Regions from separate parts of the Mus musculus genome. Here region 2 is linked to region 1. Evidence: chromatin loops called from intact Hi-C (ENCODE). Cell type or tissue: heart. All regions are shown on one strand.

What was found. A loop is a pair of places that touch in the nucleus more often than their neighbours do. Peaks named below come from ENCODE experiments on the same cell type or tissue, not always from the same donor. Only the 100,000 strongest peaks of a DNase experiment are listed, where the experiment ranks them.
Region 2: a loop joins it to region 1, with 2.1 times the contacts of the local background. A loop is called at or near these places in 5 of 42 quality-filtered maps.

The regions. Positions count from the first base shown.
Region 1 is chr11:5,433,923-5,441,922 of GRCm38, forward strand. All of the region lies in intron 1 of Znrf3 (zinc and ring finger 3), which reads right to left. Among named protein-coding and RNA genes, the nearest start is that of Znrf3, 6.9 kb to the right of the region's middle. In heart, no CTCF peak of the experiment used is centred here; no DNase peak of the experiment used is centred here; H3K27ac peaks cover 636 bases.
Region 2 is chr11:5,378,918-5,386,917 of GRCm38, forward strand. The region is part of intron 1 of Znrf3 (zinc and ring finger 3); the gene reads right to left. Among named protein-coding and RNA genes, the nearest start is that of Znrf3, 62 kb to the right of the region's middle. In heart, no CTCF peak of the experiment used is centred here; no DNase peak of the experiment used is centred here.

The sequences.
Region 1 (8,000 bases):
AAGGGCTATGCCAGAGGAACTAGAACGCACTCGATGGGATGGACCGGAAGTTTTGGTTTCATATGAGTTGGGAGAGGGTAAAAAGAATCAAGAGGCAAGACAGGGAGCAGGAATGCTGCTGACACACAGCAATGTTTTCAGGGGGAAAGCAATGAGAAGGAAAGCACAGGTGGAAGAAAGCACAGGACCCATCCTTCAGAGAGCAATCAAGGACTCTGACCAAGGGCTGATGGGCTCAGAAGTTACCACAGTAAGACAAATGTGGTGGGAAAGGGAGGTAAAGGGGTGAATGGAGACTAAAGCATTACAGGGCAAAAGGTAAGGGCAGAACTGCAGAGATGACTCAGCAGTAAGAGATGTACTACCCTTGAAGAGGACCTTACTCAATTCCCAGCACCCACCTCAGGCAGCTCACTAGCTCCAGGGGATTTGACACCTCCAATCTCCACAGACTGATGTTCATACACCAGTGGTTACACATAATTAAAACTAATAGAAATATTACTTTTAAAGTAGAGGAAATAAGGTCACTAAGAGACAGGGCAAACCAAACATCATCCTGAGGACACCTTTTTGACTTAATTCCTAGCTAACTTGACTTCTACTTTGAAAGTTTTGCTAATCAAGCTTGCAACATTCTTTACATACCACTAGCTGTCTGCTCACCATCTACTCCAAGACTGAGGTACTTTGTGAAAAGGTGCCAAGTTTCTGGGTACCCATTGATAGTGGGGGGCATCCATAAAGCTGATATATACACAATGTCAAATGCATTTAAAGAAAAATACACATTAGGTACAAAGAAAAGTATTTTGTATCAAGTATAGACAAGCTCTGGCAACCAAGACCCCCTTAAATGACAGAATGCCTTCTGGAGCAGAATTCACTCCCAGAAAAGGATAATAAAGACAATACAAGTCAAAGTGCACTGGGGACTCTAAAGCTCCAGGCTCATTTAAAGATTTCCTGGAACTGAACCAAGGTAGAACTGTTCTAGAAAGAGCACTGTAAGGGAGCCCTAAGCACAGCCTCTCTTATATCCTCACACAGAGTTCACTTATGCTAAAGGAGAAATGAGTCATGACACTTTCAAGACAACCTTCAGCACATCTCTTGTAACTAAAAGAAAGCAAGACCTGAGCATGGTAATTCATGTCTGTGATCCCAATACTTGAGAGACTGAAGCAGAATTACCATGAGTTTGAGGCCAACCTAAACTACACTGTAAATTCCAAGGCAGCCTGGATTACAGAGTGAGACCTAAACTCAAACACACACACACACACACACAGGGTTAGAGAGTTAGTTCAGCTATAAGAAGAGCACTTGTTCTTACAGAAGAACTGGGTTCAATTCCTAGAACTCATATGGTGGCTGATACCCATCTATCTGTACCAGTCCCAGCAGAACTAAAACCCACTTCTGACCTTGAAGGACACCAGGTACCCACATGCATGCTCACACATGAGAGACAGAGAGAGAGAGAGAGAGAGAGAGAGAGAGAGAGAGAGAGAGAGAGAGAGAGAGAAGGCATGTAAAGGATTGGGGGAGAATTTCCCTACAAACAGGCCAAATGACCCCAAGACTTTGGTCTCACAGAACTCCAAAAGGGGTTTGAGAATTAAGCTGCAAAGTCCAACACAGGCCAGGTGATGCCATGGGACTTATGAGCTGAAGGGTTCCTGACCAACTCAAAGGAAGAGCTAGCTGTTCTTCCACTATGTGACTGTGACCTGGTGTTGTCAGATGTTTCCTTTTCTCACTAAGAGCTGATCTCTATGTACACTAGATATTTCAGAGAAACCACTTTTCTAAAAGTTGCTTTCAGCCCACAGAGTTTGCCGGATGCTTGACTCTATCTTCTCACCAATAACTAACTGTGTCACTTAGAATTCAAGGTCATGCAGAGAACTACTCTATGATAACAGGTCTAGTAGAAAACATCCCTCCAGGCAGTGATGGTGCACACCTTTAATCCCAGCACTTGGGAGGCAGAGGCAGGCAGATTTCTGAGTTCAAGGCCAGCCTGGTCTACAGAGTTCCAGGACAGCCAGGACTACACAGAGAAACCCTGTCTCGAAAAACCAAAAAAAAAAGGAAAAAGAAAAAGGAAAACATCCAAGGCAATAGCATCCCCCTGAGAACCAAGCTGCTTTATCACGTACCATGCAGTCAACTTGGAGTGGACAACCACCTTGCTCAAAGGAGGGACACCATCTGTTGCTCCAGAATCAAACTCACAGACACACGCAGGGAAGGCACTCAGAGGCTACCAACAGCACATCTCTATGCAGAACTAGCTACCGCTCAGAACGCTAATAGAGAAAAAAGCAGTATTTGCTATTTACTAAATGACAGGAATATACAAATTTCCACCTTATCTGGTTTATTTGTACTAGTTTTCAAAGAAACATATATGTACCACAAGGTACATATTCTCCACACATGCTAACTAATACAAGCCCTTCTGCAGAGGTATCTGACAATGCCTGTGAGATTTTTAAACATGTTCATACTCACCCACTCTAAGGATTTCCCTGATAGTATGTCCTATAACAGAAAATAATAACCTGTGACATGGTCTCTGAAAATGTTTCAGACTATTTAATAACAATTAAACACTCAAAGCAGACAAAGGTCTATCATCACTACGTCTTTCCAATTTTCTTTAAAATCTCAATCAGTTCATGGGAAAAGCAGTATGTACATGGAGGCCAGAGGTCAACATTGGCATGGAGTCCTCCCCACTACTTTCCATTTTCTCTTAGACAGGGTTTCATCAGATATGCCGGCCTATGAGCTCCAGGGATCTGCTTTTCCCTCCCTGCCAGCACTGAGAATACAGACACACAGTGCTGCATCCAGCTTTGATGTATGTGAGTGCTGGGAGTTAAACTCAGGTCTTCATGCTTGCATGGCAAACATTTTACCAACTGAGTCATCTCCCAGCCTCATAATTTGTGCTTTGATCAGATCTTACAGCACTGGATGGGATCTTACACGTACCTAAAATTCAGCCATCCTTACTCTTTCAGTTTCAAAATGCAGCAGTCCTCAAGAGGCCAGAAGCTCCCAATCCAACATTTTCTCTTCAAACTTCTAGTATCATCAAAGTTACTTTCACCAAGTCAACTCACACATTTGGTTTCTAAATATCCATATCAACCTGGCTGCTGCACAGAGAAGGGAATTAATAGCAAGTCTTACATCATGTCTTAAGAGTAATAAAAATAAAAAGCTCTCCTTTGAACCACAATGGGCCAGCTGACCTTATTCTTTTCACACTATCATAAGTCAACAGAGCTGCTAAAAGTAAGATTTTAAAACATCTAGTTCAGCCTACAAACAGAACAAAGAGCCTCCACTCTTTGCCTCCTGCCTTTCTGTTTAACAGGTACAAAGGAATGTCTCCACAAAAGGTTTATCAACTTTAACCTCAAAGATAAGTAAAAATTAGTTAGAAAAGACCAGACTGCTCAAATCCACATACTATACTGTGACATACAACAGCTTGTTCGGTCCAAACTTAGCACCAGGGCCAGTGTCCTACCAGACAGGGTTTCAGGGTAAGGTAGTACTCTCTGCTTACTGTCTTGTCCCCACACTCTGCCTGTAGACAGAAGCAAAGCCTTAGTCATGTTCCCTGCTATGCCCCATCCAGGATCTGGTGAATGCAAGGCACTGCTGAATTCTGCTAACGGAAAGAGCAGGGACAGTCCACAGCTTCAGCTCTTAAAATCTTTTAATCATCAGGGAATGTACAGCCTGCGCAAAGAAAAGAAGCAATGTACATGGGACTTAATCTCTCTAAAGACAGTGGTACAGACTCATGACTGGCTCTGAAGTCAGCCACAGGATGAGGTATGTCTCACTCACATCAGAAATCTTTCTAAAGGGCAGGCTGCTTCAGCCATTCCAGCTTTGCTAACAGCCCAAAGCAGCACAAGTGCCATCAAGCGATAGCTAGATACTTCCAGCCACTGTCTTCAGAAACTGGTCAGCTTGGCTCTAGGAAAAAAACAAGTTGGAATGAGCCTTCTGTGATTGTGGGGCTGGGAGAAGTGACAAGAAAGGAAACCACTTCTCTAGTAGCTAGGGGGTTTTCTAAGTTACAAACACATTTCTCCATCAATGGTTCTAGGTTTAAACCCAAATTTGAATTCCAAGATCAGTCCATATAATCTTATCACAAAAAGAAGTGGCATGTGAGACAAGCTCAGAAAAAAAAACAAAAAAATCTCAGCACCAGTAAGATCAGTTTGAATCTGATCTGCTACAGAACTGCTCAGTGACTGTTACAGGTACCACTTTGCTACTGACTTCCTAATCTAAAACCTGCCATCAACTATATCCCTTAAAATTAAAACAAAGTATTGTGTCTAAGGCCTTACTTACATGAACATTAGTAGCTTTATTTCTGTTTTGGTTTGGGTTTTGTTATTGTTGTCTTTTGTGTTTCTCACTATGCTGTACAGGCTAACCTGAGACTCTTGGCTCCTGTGCTCTTCCTGCCTCAGTCTCCTAAATATCTGGAATTAGAGATGTACAACCACAGCCACAGTGTCTGGCTTCATTCTTAGCTACTTCTTTGTGTATGTACATGTTATATGTGCATGTGAGTGTCATAGGTCAATGCTGGGCACCTCCTCAGCTGCACTCTACCTTAGCTTTTGAAACAGAGTCTCTCCCTGACCTAGAGTTTGTTGATTCAGTTAGCCTGGCTTGCCTCTACCTTCCCAGCACTGAGAGTACAGGCATGTGTTACCAGCCCAGCTTTTGACTTGGGTCCTGGGGATTTGAACTCAGGTCCCCAGACTTACATTGCAAGTACTTTACTCACTGAGCCATCTCCCCAGTCCCTGATAGCTACTTGTTTTGTTTTGTTCGTTTCTCAAGACAAGGATTCTTTGTGCAGTTCTGGGTGTCCTGAACTCAATCTGTTGACCAGGCTGGCTTCAAACCCAGAGATTCACCTACCCCTGCTGGGATTAAAGGTATGCACTACCACTACCCAACTTCCTGATAGCTATTTTTAAAAGCTCTGACAGAGGAATACTGAAAAGACTCAAATTTTAAATAATCAGGAGAAAAGCAACCACTTACACTCAATATATAACTGAAGAATGCATGGTTCTCCTTATTCTAATTATAAGCCATATTTTTCGTATCCACTCTTCCATGAGACAATGCCCAGCTATACCAGGGTGGACAGAGAGGCTCCAAGCCTTGGTCTCAGAGGAATTAAATGTTAATTGTAGTTGTCCCTACCTTTACCACACACATACGGCCCAAACAAGGCACTTCACCTTTCTAGCCTTGCATTAAATCTATTTCATTAAATTTGGTACTTTTGTTTTTTTCCATTGCAGGGGATGAAACTCAGGGCTTCAATCATGCTAGGCAAGTGCTCTGCACCCCTGAGCTAGGTCTCAGCCCACACATTTGATTCTTTTGACTATGAAGACATGTCTCCCTGAAATTTGGGTTCACCAGAAGGCAGGGGCTACTCTTGCAGCCTTCCAACACCAGCAGCTGTTCCACTTCACTGTGCAGTGAATGGTAGAAAGGGACACATCTAACCCTTTTTCTATTTCAATTCTTTCATTTCCATCTCTTCTTCCTCCAAGTCATTGTACTTCCACTTCCTCCACTACTAAATGTAGAAAATTCCTTGAGTGTTGGTTTCTTTTTTCTCTCTCCCAAGGATGATACAGAACTAGCAGGACATAGATGCACAAACTCAGTTGAGATGCAGATGCCTATGGGCATGAGGGTGAAATACTGTGAAAAAAACTCAGTTGGTAAGGATGATTATCTGTGGACCAGTCTATCTCAGAGGACTACAGCACTGCAGCATTGTTCTGTACAGAATAGGTTTTTGGTAGACATCCATCCAATAAATACGCTCAATGAAGGTTTGCAAAGCTGCTGCAGGCTTCCCTCCAACCCTGGCCAGCCCAAGAGACCTATTACCTCACTCAACTTTTTTTTTCTTACATTTATAGGAAGGGCATGTGTGCCACAGAGTCTAGGCAGAGGTCACAAGACAACTGTCAGGAGTTGGTTCTCTTCTACAATATGGATGTCAAGGATCAAATTTAGTCCCCTTGACAGCAAGCACCTTAATCCATTGAGTTATCTTCTGGGCCTTCTACTTAAATTCTTAGTGCTGGACCAGTCAAAGACAAGTACTAGGTGGAAACTTCTTTTCCTCTTGGGAAACTATCAGGAAAGTGAACACACCCATTCACAAGAATGTGTGAATAATTTCATGGGGGGGTGGGAGGGGTTGGCACAGGCCTTCAAGAACTTCAATACAAATTATGAGAAATTAGATTTGAATTAAATGTCAAATCCAAACAAATTCAGTTCTACTTATTTGACAAGAATAAGGACAGACCATGGTTTCAATTCAGGTTTTACCATTTGCTGTCAGGTTAGAGAAACAAACTTTCTCTCAGCCTCAGTCTCTTCCTCTGTAAAACTGAATAAACAATAGTATCTAAATCTGTATTAATGTTAAGGACTAAATGAACAAGCTTAATGTGCTTGGCACAGTCCCCTGTATATACACACACACACACACACACACACACACACACACACACCACACACACACACACACACACACCACACACACACACACACACACACACACACACACACACACAAAATGGAGTCATGGCTGCTTCTTATCCCCAGTCAGAATTACTGGTAATTCACATGAGATCTCAGGGTATAAAACCAGAGAAGAGATCCTAGGAATTTACCAACCTCCCCCTCACCCCCCAACAATGAAATGCTTGCTTTTAACCTATAAAGGACCATCTGACAAGACGGTCGGCAGGCCCTTTCTGTGTAAATCCAAGTCAGCTGTCAGCGTGCAATTGTTCTATTAGGCCAAGTCAATTTTTGGAGGCAGGCCTATTAAGTTAACTTCAAATGGAGATGAAAAGAAAGTGCTTGATCAAATGCTGAACTGTAAAAACACACTGACAGGGAAACAAGGCAGAGGAATTAGCCTCCTACAATTATTCCCTGTGATACCTTTAGTTACCCAGCCTATCTAATCACCACACAGCTCTCCTTTCACTCTTTAACAGCTAAAAGAACTTCCTTAGTTCATGTTCACAGCCTCAAGTTCATCAAACGTTTAACCTGGGATCCAGAATAACTGATTTTAAAGTTGGACAGAACCCATCATTCTCACTCCTTGTACAAATGAATTTCTTGATGTTTCTAACTATTTGACTTCAATGGGAGAAATAGGCATTTCCACTTTAAAACAAGCTTTCATTTCTAGCCATGCAAATTTTCTTGTTGGTTTAGCCAATTTACACACCACTAGCCAGTGTTTAATCAGGCCCCTTATTTAACAACACCAACCATGTGTGCAGACAAGTTTAAAAGTTTCAGATAATAATTTCATTAACATCAACACGTTGGTTTAAAGATGAAATATGTACCAGTATGTCTGAAAGTTCTTTAGAGGTCCACACTTCAAAAGTACAGTAAAAGGGTAATTCTTCTAGTGCTTAGCTATATGCCTGACCTGCTTAGATGCAAACAGGCTAATGCTGCTGCGTGATAATAAAAGCAACTAATTTCACATCTAAATAGTCTATTCACAATTTTCACAACTGGAAATATCAAAATAGAAAAGAAGAAAAAAAATCAAACACACACAAACAACCCTGTCTTCATACAGACTAAACTAATGACCTTGGGATAATTAATTTACACCTACAATACACACATCCCAAAGTCTGAACTACTAATCCCACTCCTCAACAAGCACACACAGCCAGGCTTCCTCCTACCCTAACCCATGATAAATACTCAACAGGTCCTTGGGCTGACCAGACTATGATAAGTAATCTATTGTGTGTGTGTGTACATACACACACACACACACACACACACACACACACACACACACATTCATTGGCAAGTAACAGGAAAAAAAGTCAGTACTACAAAATATTTCTTATAATTTTTAA
Region 2 (8,000 bases), 55 kb before region 1:
TGCTGCCTTCAGACACACCAAAAGAGGGCACCAGATCCCATTACAGATGGTTGTGAGCTACCATGTGGTTGCTGGGAATTGAACTCAGGACCCCTAGAAGAGCAGCCAGTGCTCTTAACCACTGGGCCATTTCTCCAGTACCATGTAGGTTTTTATTTGTTTGTTAGTTTGTTTTGTTTTTTAAATTAAATTTTTTAGGGGACAGTATGAAGCCTTGGCTGGTTTAGAATTATGTAGATCAAACTGACCTCCTAAGTGCTAAGATGAAAAGTGTGTATCACCATGCCTAGTTCAAAGAAAACTATTAAATTATGCCACTGTGAACTGAACTGTCTTCCCTAGACTCTTGTGATGAAGTCCTATTCCCCAAAGTATCCCTGCAGCTGAGGGCTTTACAAGGTAACCAGGGTTATATGAGGTCATGGCGAGGCTGTTGTAATGGGGCAAATGTGTTCGAGGAAGAGGCACCAGACAGGTCTTATTCTTGTTTCTTCTACCTCCTGAAGACACAACAAGAAGACAGCTATATGTCAGGCAGCCATCGAGCCAGCCATCAGCAGAAATCAGCCATACTGGTAAACTAGTCTTGGTGTTACGGCTTCCAGAACTATAAAGAATAAATGGTTCCTACTTAGGCAGCTCAGTTTGTAATGCTCTGTTGGAGAAGCTGAGTGGATTAAGACTGTGATTACTCAAGTGACAAATATGGAAGAAACTGCATCTGTCCCAGTGGTGGCCATATTGAGTTATGTACTAGGTTGGATATGGATCCATTTTATATGAGGCATATTTCATCTTTAAAACAAACCTATGTCATGTAACCACCAACATTGCCAGTTTCAGAGTAATACACTAAATAGCATGAAGGTGAGTGACCTGCCTAGAGTCATGAACAAGTAACAAATAAGAATTCCAGCAAAGTATAAATATGTGGGCCCCAGATCCCTGTTTTTCTAAACTACTCTATGTACATCCACAAGAGTCAATATTTTACCAATTCTGACTTTCAAGAATGGAAAATTCAACACATCTAAGTGCCATTAGTCAAGAGTCTGATTAATGACAGGCTGCAGAAAAATTATCCTTTTAGGATATAGTGGCATACTGGTCATTAGTACACATCACTAAAGCTTATCTCAGAGCCTTGAAGCTTTTGAAATATTCTAGAATGCTTAACTTAAAGCTCTCTTCATCTTTCTCATTGATATTCCAATCTTTGGGGGGAGGGGCAGAAGGAAAAAAAAAACAGGAACACATGCTTTACTCAGTGTCAGGGCTAGCCTATGGTTTTTATAACAATCTTCAGAGTCAATGAAGTCTCCAGACTGACCTCTCTCGGGCTGTAGCTTTGTTCCTGTTGCCTGCAGTGGCTCTGTGCCTGTGGCTGCTAGAATAGAGCTCTAAGCCAGAAGTGGACAAATACTCCCTAAGATGAATGATCTGGCTTATGGACAGAACAGCAGGGACGTGGCTAGGACTGGTTTCTAAGAATAATTACATATTAGTTGACCAAACAAACAGGGTCCTCCACCCACCAGTCCTTTCCTGTTAGTATCACTGTGCAGGACTACACACTACCCGACGCCCTTGATGCCAAGGTCTACTCTGAGCACTCAATGATGAATGGGGCCACTGGAGTTGTGCAACATGCTGGTCCCTCCTACATGTATGCAGAAGTAGCTCAGGTTTCTAATAATACTGGGAAGATGACCAAAGACAATCTGAAGTTGAGCAGAAACCTGACCTACACTATGATCATCAAGGAGGAAGGCTAAGAGAACCTCAATACCATTACACTTCACTATTCTTGTTTGATACCTAAGACACTGTCTGAGTGGGTTAATAACTGTAGCAGTCCTACCAAAAAAAATCCAAACATGTAAGAACCTCTTTTATTTTTATTTCTTTGAACTTCCAAACCTCATTCTTGTAACTAATATAGTTCATCAATTCCTAACTCAGAGCAATTATGTACATACAAATGTTACATTCTCAAACATGTTCTTAATTTTCACTGCCAAAGTTCACACCAGAAAAAATTAACTCAAGCCAGAGACTTGAGTGTTCACAAACACTCTTAATGGAAATAGACTGCTCTTTTCCCTCAAGCAAAGCAGAACAACTATGCAATGCCTTTGTGTTTGGGGCTCAAAACTGTGAATGGGAATACTTTCCCAAAGTCACTAATATACAAAAGAACCAAACAAAATCGTGAAAAAACATGGAAATAAAAAACTTGTCTACACTGAAAGGAGCTGTTCTGTTGATAAAGAGAGGTTCAAACATATTTTAAATATTTTTAAACAAAGGCCTAGCTGATGTCCCTTAATCCATCCATCCAGCTCAACTTTCTGCATAGGCAGCTGCGTAATAGAGTGCCCATCCAGAAGGGAGGGCCACAAACATTTCTTCAGTGCCCTGCATTCCTGGGGGACAAGGGACTCACCAAGGTTAACAGCAATCTCCAACCTCCCATGTAAGTACAACAACATCTTCATAAAAGTTTTACAAGGACATCCTGGCACGAACCAAACTACCACGAAGGGTAATGTTTCGGGGCCCTAAGCATTCCAGCAGCTCGCTTTTCTTGGCTGCCTTTCCCAGCTGTGTGGTTGAAATTGTCAGTCAGCTGGGAACCCACAGAAGGATACCATGGTGAAAGCACTTGGAGAAAATATAGCCAGATAGCCCCATGCAGGGTCAAGGCTCTGTGGTCCCAGGAAAGGGAAGCAGGTGGAGGCCAGTCAAGTTCAACATTTCTGACCAGGACCAGTGCAGAGCAAGAAGAAAGATGGACGCTGACACACACAGTCACTTGTCTCTGGGCCCATCAACATTCTCCAGCATCCTTCTAGAATCATCACCTTCAATGGTCACATTCTTCATCAATGTGACCATATACAGAGTATCACTCTAAGAAAGAACCTTGTGTGACAGTGGCACAGGTCACCCTGGGAAACAATGAAGTAGCTTTATGAAACAAAGTATCACAGTAACTGAAAGCATGGGACCATGACAGACAGCAGTCGGCATTGAGCCAATAGTCATTTCTCATGGCTGTAGAATACAGTAGTACAAACTGAGTAGCTTACATCACTGAAACTTACCATCTAAAATTTTAAAAGCCTAAAGTCAAAGTATCAGCATGGGCTGATTCCTTCTGAGCACTACAGAGACAACTTCCATGCTTCCTCAGCTTCTAGCGGCTTGCTGGCAACTATGAATGATTCTTGGCTACATCACCAGTCACTATTCACCAGAGGTTCTCCCTGACCATGTGTCTGTCCAAATCCTATCCTTTTTTAAAGGATACTACCCATAATGAATTAGGACTCTATTAACCTTATAGTACCTACATTAGCCCTTTTATGTAGACTCTGACTCCAAACATAGTCATATTCTGTGGCACTTCATGTTAGGGTTTATTTGTTTGTTTGCTTTTAAAGACATTTATTTTATGTATATGAGTACACTGCCACCATCTTCAAACAAACCAGAAGGTATCCAATCCCGTTATAGATGGTTGTGAGCCACAATGTAGTTGCTGGGAATTGAACTCAGGTCCTCTGAAGAACATCTGAGCCATCTCTCCAGCCCTCCTGCTAGGGTTTTAACTCACAAAAAAAATTTTCGAGGGGGTGGGGTGGCGAAGACATTAGCATTTATTTTCATTTTTTAACACGTCTTTCAAATAAGTAACTACAGAAGTCAGACCTCTAATGTCATGATGAAGGAATAAGGTGGATAAATAATTTTTTAAAGTGGGTGAAAATATGTGGATGAGAGAAACACAGGCAAAGTGCCACCTCAGAGGGAAACAAAGACAAATCAGTTGTTAAACAATACATTTCTGGACTGTTTTGGCAGTGGCCTGTTGCCAGTAGCTATACAGTAGACTCTAAAAGCCTGGCAAGATATAAAAGAGGTTGAGGTGCAAAATACACTAATGGCCCAGCTACGGCTTCAGATGGAGTCATAATTGGCTGGGAAACTGGGCTCACCTTACAATTCCATGAATTGCTAAGTTGGAGTCTCATGCCATTCAGTGAGGATTTACATAGCAAGGAACGGGTCATTGCCAGCCACTAGCCTGGACCTGAACTATACACTCCAAAGTTTCTTAGTGTGAGGAGTGTCCTAAGACAAAGACATGGAAGAAGATTCTTATGGGCCACAACCTTTGCAAATTTAAAGCACAAAGAGAAATAAAGAAGAAACTGGGAAAACATTTTATTTTTCCTTAAAGCTTCAACAGGAATAGCATTGTGATTTTAAATTCTGAGAAGGTAAGGAAATTGGATATTTAAAAGGTTAGGTTACCAGTCTCGAAGCAGCAAGTGCTTTTAACACATTAGCCACAATTCCATTAAATACTTCCTAGGCCATCAATTCTCAAAATCCAATCTGTAAGGTGAACTGCTTCAATCTCTTCAGGTAAAATGTAAAGGCAAAACGGTTTTTGTCAGAATACAAAGACAACATTTGCCTTTTATATGTTGGTGGCATTTATTCTAAGCAACAAAGAAAAAAGCTGAATGAAATTAGTGTAGTGTTACCACACTTCACTTTTAACTATACACATGCAAGTGACATTTTCTAATGAATGTTGGTAAAGCGATACTGAGATTTTATACATCCCAATGGAACTCACTTGTTTTCATACTGTTTCTTTTGGGTGTAACATATGCATATGTATGCATGCACACACACATACAGGTAGAGGCAGGAGTTCAATGTAGGATGTCTGTCACTGTCACTCTCATCTTTTGACCCAGGGTTCACTAACTGGTTAGATTAGCTAGCCAGAGAGTTCCAGGGAGTTCCCTTCTCACCTCCAAGCCCACAGTGCTAGAGTCACAGATACTCATGACCATACCTGGCTTTTCTATGGACTCAAACTCAGGTCCTTGTGCCTGCCTGTCATGCATTTTAACTGACTGAGGCATCTTTCTAATCCCTTGTTTTCATATTGTATGACAAAATGTAAGTAATACTACTTCTGATTTATAATGAAACTTGACAGCTATTTCAAATTGTGTGATTTTGAGTCGCAAGTTAAACTAGCCAATTTTTTAGAGACTACATTTTACTTAAAAGAATACCTGGGCTGGTGAGATGGCTCAGTGGGTAAGAGCACCCAACTGCTCTTCCGAAGGTCCGGAGTTCAAATCCCAGCAACCACATGGTGGCTCACAACCATCTGTAACAAGATCTGACTCCCTCTTCTGGAGTGTCTGAAGACAGCTACAGGGTACTTACATATAATAAATAAATAAATCTAAAAAAAAAAGAAAGAATACCTGACAAGTATGATTAAATCTCAGATATATTGATAATTATAGGGCAGATAGATTTAGGTAGGTATAGGACAGACATTTTCTCCAATGAATAAAGAATGCCCATAACGTCAAGAAATTTAATTTAAAATTTTATTTCCAGTGATAAATTTTCAAATAAAAAGTAGTTTAGGGAGCTGGGTGTGGTGGCGCACGCCTTTGATCCCAGCACTTGGGAGGTAGAGGCAGGTGATTTCTGAGTTTGAGGCCAGCCTGGTCTACAAAGTGGGTTCCAGGACAGCCAGGGCTACACAGAGAAACCCTGTCTTGGGGAAAAAAAGAAAAAAGAAAAAAGGAAAAAGAAAAAAGGAAAGAAAAGAAAAGAAAAGAGAAGAGAAAAAGAAAAAAGAAAAACAAATGAACAATAACAACAATTATCTTCTATAATGAAGATACTATTCTGCATCTACTACTGAATGGCTAACATCAGAAAGATAATCGAAGTGGGAAGGGTGGTACTGGAGAAAAGGCTAGGGAGTTGAGTATATATACTAGGGGTGGGGGTGGGGGAGTGGAGAGACAACTCAGCAGTTAAGAGCACTGGCTGCTCTTCCAAAGGATCCAGGTTCAACTCCCAGCACTCACATAGCAGCTAACAACTGTCTGCAACTCCTATTCCAGAGGACTCTCATAATAGACATACATGCAGGCAAAACACTAATGCACATACAATTAAAAGAAAAAAATTGGAGCACCTGGGAGAGCCATCTTGGGTCCCAGATCCCTCAGAGACTAGTCTGCGGAGGTAAGAGTGCAGAATACAGAAGCTACACAGCTTCTGGGACAGGCCCTGTTTTGGGCTTTCATCTTCAGCCAGGAGGCAGGTGCGAATGCCAGATATCTGTGCACCTTCCCTGCAAGAGGAGAGCTTGCCTGCAGAGAGTACTCTGACCACTGAGACTCAGGAGAGAGACAGACTCCCACCCAGGTCTGCTGACAGGCTAACAGAATCATGGGAGGAACAAGCTCCAACCAGAGACAACTATAACAACTAACTCCAGAGATTACCAGATGGCAAAAGGCAAACGTAAGAATCTTACTAACAGAATCCAAGACCACTCACCATCATCAGAACGCAGCACTCCCACCTCAGCCAGTCCTGGATACCCCAACACACTCAGAAAAGCAAGACTTGGATTTAAAATCATATATCGTGATGTTGGTAGAGGACATCAAGAAGGACTTTAATAACTCATTAAAGAAATACAGGAGGACACTGCTAAAGAGGTATTAGTCCTTAAAGAAATACAGGAAAGGGGCTGGAGAGATGGCTCAGTGGTTAAGAGCACCGACTGCTCTTCCGAAGGTTTTGAGTTCAAATCCCAGCAACCACATGATGGCTCACAACCATCCGTAATGAGGTCTGATGCCCTCTTCTGGGATGTCTGAGGACAGCTACAGTGTACTTACATGTAATAAATAAATAAATCTTAAAAAAAAAAAAAGAAATACAGGAAAACACAACCAAACAGGTGATGAAATTGAACAAAAACATACAAGACCTAAAAAGGGAAGTAGAAATAATAAAGAAAACCCAAAGTGAGACAAAGTGGAACCACAGATGCGAGCATCAGCAACAGAATACAAGAGAGGGAAGAGAAAATCTCAGGTGCAGAAGATTACATAGAGAACATGGGCACAACAATCAAAGGAAATGCAAAATGCAAAAAGATCCTGACTCAAAACATCCAGGAAATCCAGGACACAATGAGAAGACCAAAACTACGGATAATAGGAGTAGATGAGAATGAAGATTTTCAACTTAAAGGGCCAGCAAATATCTTCAACAAAATTATGAAAACTTCCCAAACCTAAAGAAAGAGATGCCCATGAACATATAAGAAGTCTACAGAACTCCAAATAGACTGACCAGAAAATAAATTCCTCCCGACACATAATAATCAGACAACAAATGTACTAAATAAAGATAGAATATTAAAAGAGTAAGGGAAAAAGGTCAAGTAACATATAAAGGCGAATATGAGAATTACACCAGACTATGAGAATTACACCAGACTTCTCACCAGAGACTCTGAAAGCCAGAGGATCCTGGACAGATGTTATACAGACCCTAAGAGAAAACAAATGCCAGCCCAGGCTACTATACCCAGCAAAACTCTCAATTACCATAGATGGAGAAACCAAAGTATTTAATGATAAAACCAAATTCACACAATATCTTTCTGAGAATCCAGCCCTTCAAAGGATAATAAAGGGAAAACACCAACACAAGGATGGAAACTATACCCTAGAAAAAGCAAGAAAATAATCCTTCAACAAACCTAAAAGAAGACAGCTGCAAGAACAGAACACCAACTAACAACAAAAATAACATGAAGTAACAATTATTTTTCTTTAATTTCTCTTAATATCAATGAACTCAATTCCCCAATAAAAAGACATAGACTAATAAACTAAAACTGGCTACACAAACAGGACCCAACATTTTGTTGCTTACAGGAAACCCACCTCAGGGAAAAGGACAGACACTACCTCAAAGTAGTGAAAGGCTGGAAAACAATTTTCCAAGCAAATGGTCCAAAGAAACAAGCTAGAGTAGCCATTCTATATCAAATAAAATTGACTTCCAACCCAAAGTTATCAAAAAAGACAAGGAGGGGCACTTCATACTCATCAAAGATAAAATCTACCAAGATGAACTCT